Regions from separate parts of the Homo sapiens genome. Here region 1 is linked to region 2. The links are chromatin loops, found by intact Hi-C in ENCODE. Cell type or tissue: breast epithelium. All regions are shown on one strand. Each heading gives the region's core, and the rest is flanking DNA. Links, peaks and the distances in the headings are about the cores only.

Region 1 (2,811 bases), core at 101-2,600, 170 kb before region 2:
TCCAAGTCCCACGTTTTATGGGCCGTACTATCCTGGTCAGTCATCCAGCATCTCTTAGGTAGCAGTTTCCTCATCTATAAGTCTGGGCACGAACCCCCAGGGATGCTGGGATGGCTCTAGCTGGTGTAGTACCAGCATTGGCCTCACATAAAGCACAGGTCCAGGCATGAAAGCACTCATGCCCAATGCACAGCTTTCCCCTCCCTCTGGCAACTGGAGTGTTGCTGCTGAGGCTCAGTAATTGTGACCAAAGACCGTGGAGAATTTTCTTTCATGCCACAGTGCTTCTGTCCTGCATGTGTCTGTCCCTGAGCCTGGCATCGGCCCACGTCCTACACCATGAAGTGGTGAGGAAGGGCCACGCGGGCTGCTCTTCTCGTACTATAGAGGCATGTGCTGGGAGGTGCTGCTGAGGATGTTCTCCTAACATTGCTTGCTTATAATTCCTTCTCAATTTTGAGTGGTGGCCTTTTAAAAATTTTATATAGATGCCTATTAGGCTCTCAGCTCAAGCATTCAAGGGCATTCAAAATAGAAGGTTGTTCTTCATTTTATTGTGTGTGTTATGTATGGCAAAGGCAGACAGCAGAATCATTTCCTTGGAGAAATGGCTCCCATCCACAAATAGTGTTCATCTCCTTGGTGCTTAGAACCTCAGCTGATTTGAGGGAGCAGAAGAATGTGACAGGCAGAAGCTGAAATATGAGAAATACTTCTTTGAAATCAACTTCGAATCTATGTCAGAGCATTATACTTTAGACTTATTAAGGAAGCAAAAACAACTAGATTGAATAACACAAGTTTATTTAGAATTGTGCTTATTATAAGCAAAAGTCTTCCCCCAAATTGTATCCTAAGTAGAAGGACTTGTGAAAACTTACAGGCTATAAATTGATAGGAAAAACGATAGGCAAAATGAAGACTATTTTTCATGTTTGAATAAAGCATTTTCAGTAGATTTGGCAGAGCTGTGCTTTCTAAATCTCCAAAGAACGCAGGAACAATTAGTAAGTATGATGAATCAGCTGACATAGGCTTTTTTCCCTTGGCCCTGTGTGAAACAATGGAAAATTTTCTATTGCAAGTCTAATTTCCCAAGAAATTGGACTACGCATTGGATAAAGGCTGAGATCTCTAAGGAGAGTCAGAAAGCAGCTTGGGATGAGAGAGTATATGGAGCCAGGAAGACTAGATGCTTTTTATCTACTGACTCTGGATCTATAAAAGTGTGAAATTGCAGATTCTCAGCAGCCTCTGCTATCACCAACTATTCCTGAAAATTGAAATCAGTACCATGATGCCTGTCTTCTTTACGGTTAGAAAACACCCCGGAAACGCAGGATGAGAGCCCCAAATGGAAGCTTTAGGCAACTCTCTGGATCAGCATGCTGATCAGAGCCACCAAAGGACCCCCAGTGAGTCTGTTGTATACCAGCTGGCGTGCTCGGTTCTGGGGCCACCAGGAAGCCAGGGATGCCACTTTGCAAGAAGAGATGATATCTGGTATGCCGAGCACTCACTGGGAGTCAGAGACTGTGCCGGGCTCTTCCTCCAACCACCCCGTGGGATAAGTGAGACTTGTCCCTGTTTTTCAGATGAGAAAACTGACTCACAGAGAGGCTAACAGATTTTCCCAAAGATACACAGTGAGGAATGGCACCATGCTTTATGAACCTGCCAATTCAATTTCACGTGAGACCTCAAAGGCGAATTGCCCTGAATGAGGTGCTTTTTTTTTATAGAAATAAATGTTCTAACCCAGCGTCCTCTCTGCAAACAAAAGCTTTATGCAGAAACCCAGAATATGCCATCAGTAATCCTAAAGGCTAGCCACCTATGAGCAGTCCCTGTAACTGAGTACCTTCCAGAGAAGAACGGTGCCCATGGTTCCGTGTAATGCCTATGTTCACGTGTGACGTGTAGGTAGCATCATAGTTCAAAGTGGGCCAAACTCAGCTGCTGAGGACCTCAGGAGACAGCCATCTGGAGAGGGGGACTTCTGATGGACAGCCAGTGGGTGGTCTAGAACAAGATGACTTCTTGTGACCTAACCTGGCACTCTGGTTCTGAGGGTCTATGACAGTTTGGTGGTTTAGAGGGAAGCATTGGCCTCAAGATGCCACCATTGGGCACGTTTAATGAGTGACAGCTTTGGTTACTCTTTTAACATAGTAGAGTTTCGTAGCACCTGGTTCAGCCCTGTCATTCTTTGGGGAGAATGAGAAGGATCTAATCTCCTGGGAGAAGGAGGATTCCAGCTCCTTTGAATTTCAGACCTGCTTCTTGCCCCCTGTGACAGATTTCAGCACCTCTGTCTCCTCGGTGTTGGATGCGAACAATGAATGAGTAGCAACTTGCTGGCCAAATTCCTATTCCTTAAGTGAGAGAGAAGACAGATGGTGAAGAGATTTTTAAGCATTTTAACCTTGTCCACATGTTATAATATAAAAAAAGTAGAAGCTCGCTATGTTAAAATCACCCACAAGTCAATAACCTGAGAATAATAATTGTTAGTTTATCTTTTGTATGCATGTTACATCCAAATGTCAACAGTACTTTGCCTCTTTTTCTTTTTCTTCTCTTTCTTTCTTTCTTTCTTTTTTTTTTTTTTTTTTGAGACAGAGTCTTGCTCTGTTGCCCAGGCTGGAGTCCAGTGACACAATCTCAGCTCACTGCAACCTCCGCCTCCACCTCTCAGGTTCAAGTGATTCTGCTGCCTCAGACTGCCAAGTAGCTGGGATTACAGGCATGTGCCACCACACCTGACTAATTTTTGTATTTTTAGTAGAGACGGGGTTTCACCATATTGGC
Region 2 (2,811 bases), core at 298-2,797:
CATCACTTTCTACATCATTATAAAATATAGTATGGTATCAAAATTCCCTCTGAAAGGCTAAATTTTATCTTTTGATAATGGCAAAATACCTAAGTGTTCCATTATTAAGGACTCAAAGGCTCTACATTGATGTAATATGGTAGTGATAAGAAAACCATTGTCATTCTTTCTAAGAGATGTGAAATCGCTTGTCTTCATGAAGACAGACATTTTTTAATGCAGCAACTTTGAACCAAATCTCTGCCTTTGTAACATCTTACAAGTGGATAGAAGTCATTTGCACTTTTTAAATTATTGACCACTCTGTCTCTAAGATAAATGCCAGATGGCAGCTAACGCACAAAAGCCACGGGAAGCACTCTGTTGGCCCCTCCTCCGCTATCCTGACCGGGATCAGCAGGTTCTGGACAGGCAGGGCGCGCAGAGAGTTGTCTGCGGGCTCCGTGCCTTTGAGCCTCTTTCCTTTAATGATGTTTTCTTTCAGTGCTGGAGCTGCATCTGCTCCCAAGGTCAGCACTCAGCCCCCTTTGGTTTCCCTGCTTATAAGTTTTCTTCCTTAACTTTGAGGGAATAACAATTTACCTTTCCAGGAAGTAAAACGTCTGTCTTTTTATGACCTTACATAAGATCCCACAGTAATACTTCATTTGATGTCAATGAATAAGTGGAAATCCAGAGACATAGAAAAGATAAACCAGCAGACAGCGTTCATTTACCCAGGCTGCTGTGTTTGCAGAACCACAGTTGACTTCCTCCGGGAAGGGCACTGGAGACATGATGTGCTTTCCCCAAATGGCTTTTCACTCATTCGTTCTTGGAACACATCTGCTATGCGCTGGCCCGAGGCAGCATCCCTGCCCACAGGTAGGAGCCCTGGGGCCTCTCAGGAGGCAAAAGCAAGTGTGGTAAATACAAGAGGAAGACAACCTTGGGAGGAGGGAAAGGAGGGCCAATCCCTGCCTCCATGGCAAAGCTGGGGGCAGAGGAGAGCCCTGAAGGACACGGGAGCCCTGGACCCTGATCCAGCTGGCTCAGGCATCGAGTTCCAAGGAAGACACTGACTCCCCTGGCTTCGGTCATGTGCCCAGCATTGACCCGATCATATAACCTGTGGGATGGACCTCTCTGATTCAATCTTATGTGCATACCTCTGCCATTAGATAGGAAAGTTAGCTCCAATTAACTATAAAAAATGGATTTCCCATGGGGAAAATGTTCTCGTTCCTAGAAGAAGGGATATGGGAGAGGTGTTCAACAAAACAATAACCCTGTGTCTCCTACCCCACAGTCCGTTTTCACAAAGTGCTGTTGCTGCTCCAAGCTCCCAGAGCAACCTCCTACCACACAGGTAGATTTCACCCTGGAGGGGTGTGGCCAGTGTGTGGTTCTGGAAGGAGTTGTGCTGAATCACTCTGGCGACCACTAGCTGGCAGCTCCCTGGCCCCAGGAAGTGGCCCAGAGCCCACCATGGTACCATCCTACAACCTAACATTGGAGTTTGGGGCAGCAGGGGCGTGTTGCAAACAGGACCAAGTTCCGGCCGCTGCGTCCTTAGAAGTTTGGTTCATTTGAAACCCCTTAGCCTTTAAACATCCGTGTTCCTCATGGGAGATTTCTCATTACAGCCTGGAGACTCCAGGGTAAGGCACCCTGGCCAACTGGATAAGAGTAAGCATTGTTTTTTTTTTTTGTTTTTTTGTTTTTTTGTTTTTTAATTTTTTTTTTATTATACTCTAAGTTTTAGGGAACATGTGCACATTGTGCAGGTTAGTTACATATGTATACATGTGCCATGCTGGTGCGCTGCACCCACTAACGTGTCATCTAGCATTAGGTATATCTCCCAATGCTATCCCTCCCCCCTCCCCCGACCCCGGGCTCATCATCACTGGCCATCAGAGAAATGCAAATCAAAACCACTATGAGATATCATCTCACACCAGTTAGAATGGCAATCATTAAAAAGTCAGGAAACAACAGGTGCTGGAGAGGATGTGGAGAAATAGGAACACTTTTACACTGTTGGTGGGACTGTAAACTAGTTCAACCATTGTGGAAGTCAGTGTGGCGATTCCTCAGGGATCTAGAACTAGAAATACCATTTGACCCAGCCATCCCATTACTGGGTATATACCCAAAGGACTATAAATCATGCTGCTATAAAGACACATGCACACGTATGTTTATTGCGGCACTATTCACAATAGCAAAGACTTGGAACCAACCCAAATGTCCAACAATGATAGACTGGATTAAGAAAATGTGGCACATATACACCATGGAATACTATGCAGCCATAAAAAATGATGAGTTCATGTCCTTTGTAGGGACATGGATGAAATTGGAAACCATCATTCTCAGTAAACTATCGCAAGAACAAAAAACCAAACACCGCATATTCTCACTCATAGGTGGGAATTGAACAATGAGATCACATGGACACAGGAAGGGGAATATCACACTCAAGAGTAAGCATTGTAAACAGGGCTCTGCTCCATCTTCCTCCCACCTTCCTTGCAAACCCTCACCACCACTACCAAATTAAAGCAGCAGCAGTTTCAGAGGACTGATAAAAGGAAGCAAAAGATCGTATCTATTGGGGCTACCCGTGAGTTAGCCACTTTTCTTCATTCTCCAGGGAAGAGAATGAACAAAGTAGATGACAGGGGCTGGAGTATGCATTCGGGCCTTTGATTCCATAGAGAAATGCATCTGTCCTATCCCCGTGTTTACATGGCTGATGAAATCATAGCCTGCCTCTCCTGCAAATGCCCCTTTTCTTTGCCATGTGGCAGTGAGCCCTATCATTGC

The links. Peaks named below come from ENCODE experiments on the same cell type or tissue, not always from the same donor. Only the 100,000 strongest peaks of a DNase experiment are listed, where the experiment ranks them.
Region 1: it touches region 2 in a loop (10-fold over the local background); 1 of 110 quality-filtered maps calls a loop at or near these places.

What each region holds. Positions count from the first base shown.
Region 1 is chr10:126,221,194-126,224,004 of GRCh38, reverse strand. The region is part of intron 3 of ADAM12 (ADAM metallopeptidase domain 12); the gene reads left to right. Among named protein-coding and RNA genes, the nearest start is that of ADAM12, 170 kb to the left of the region's middle. In breast epithelium, for the core only: no CTCF peak of the experiment used is centred there; no DNase peak of the experiment used is centred there; H3K27ac peaks cover 2,264 bases.
Region 2 is chr10:126,056,280-126,059,090 of GRCh38, reverse strand. All of the region lies in intron 14 of ADAM12 (ADAM metallopeptidase domain 12), which reads left to right. Among named protein-coding and RNA genes, the nearest start is that of FANK1-AS1, 84 kb to the right of the region's middle. In breast epithelium, for the core only: no CTCF peak of the experiment used is centred there; no DNase peak of the experiment used is centred there.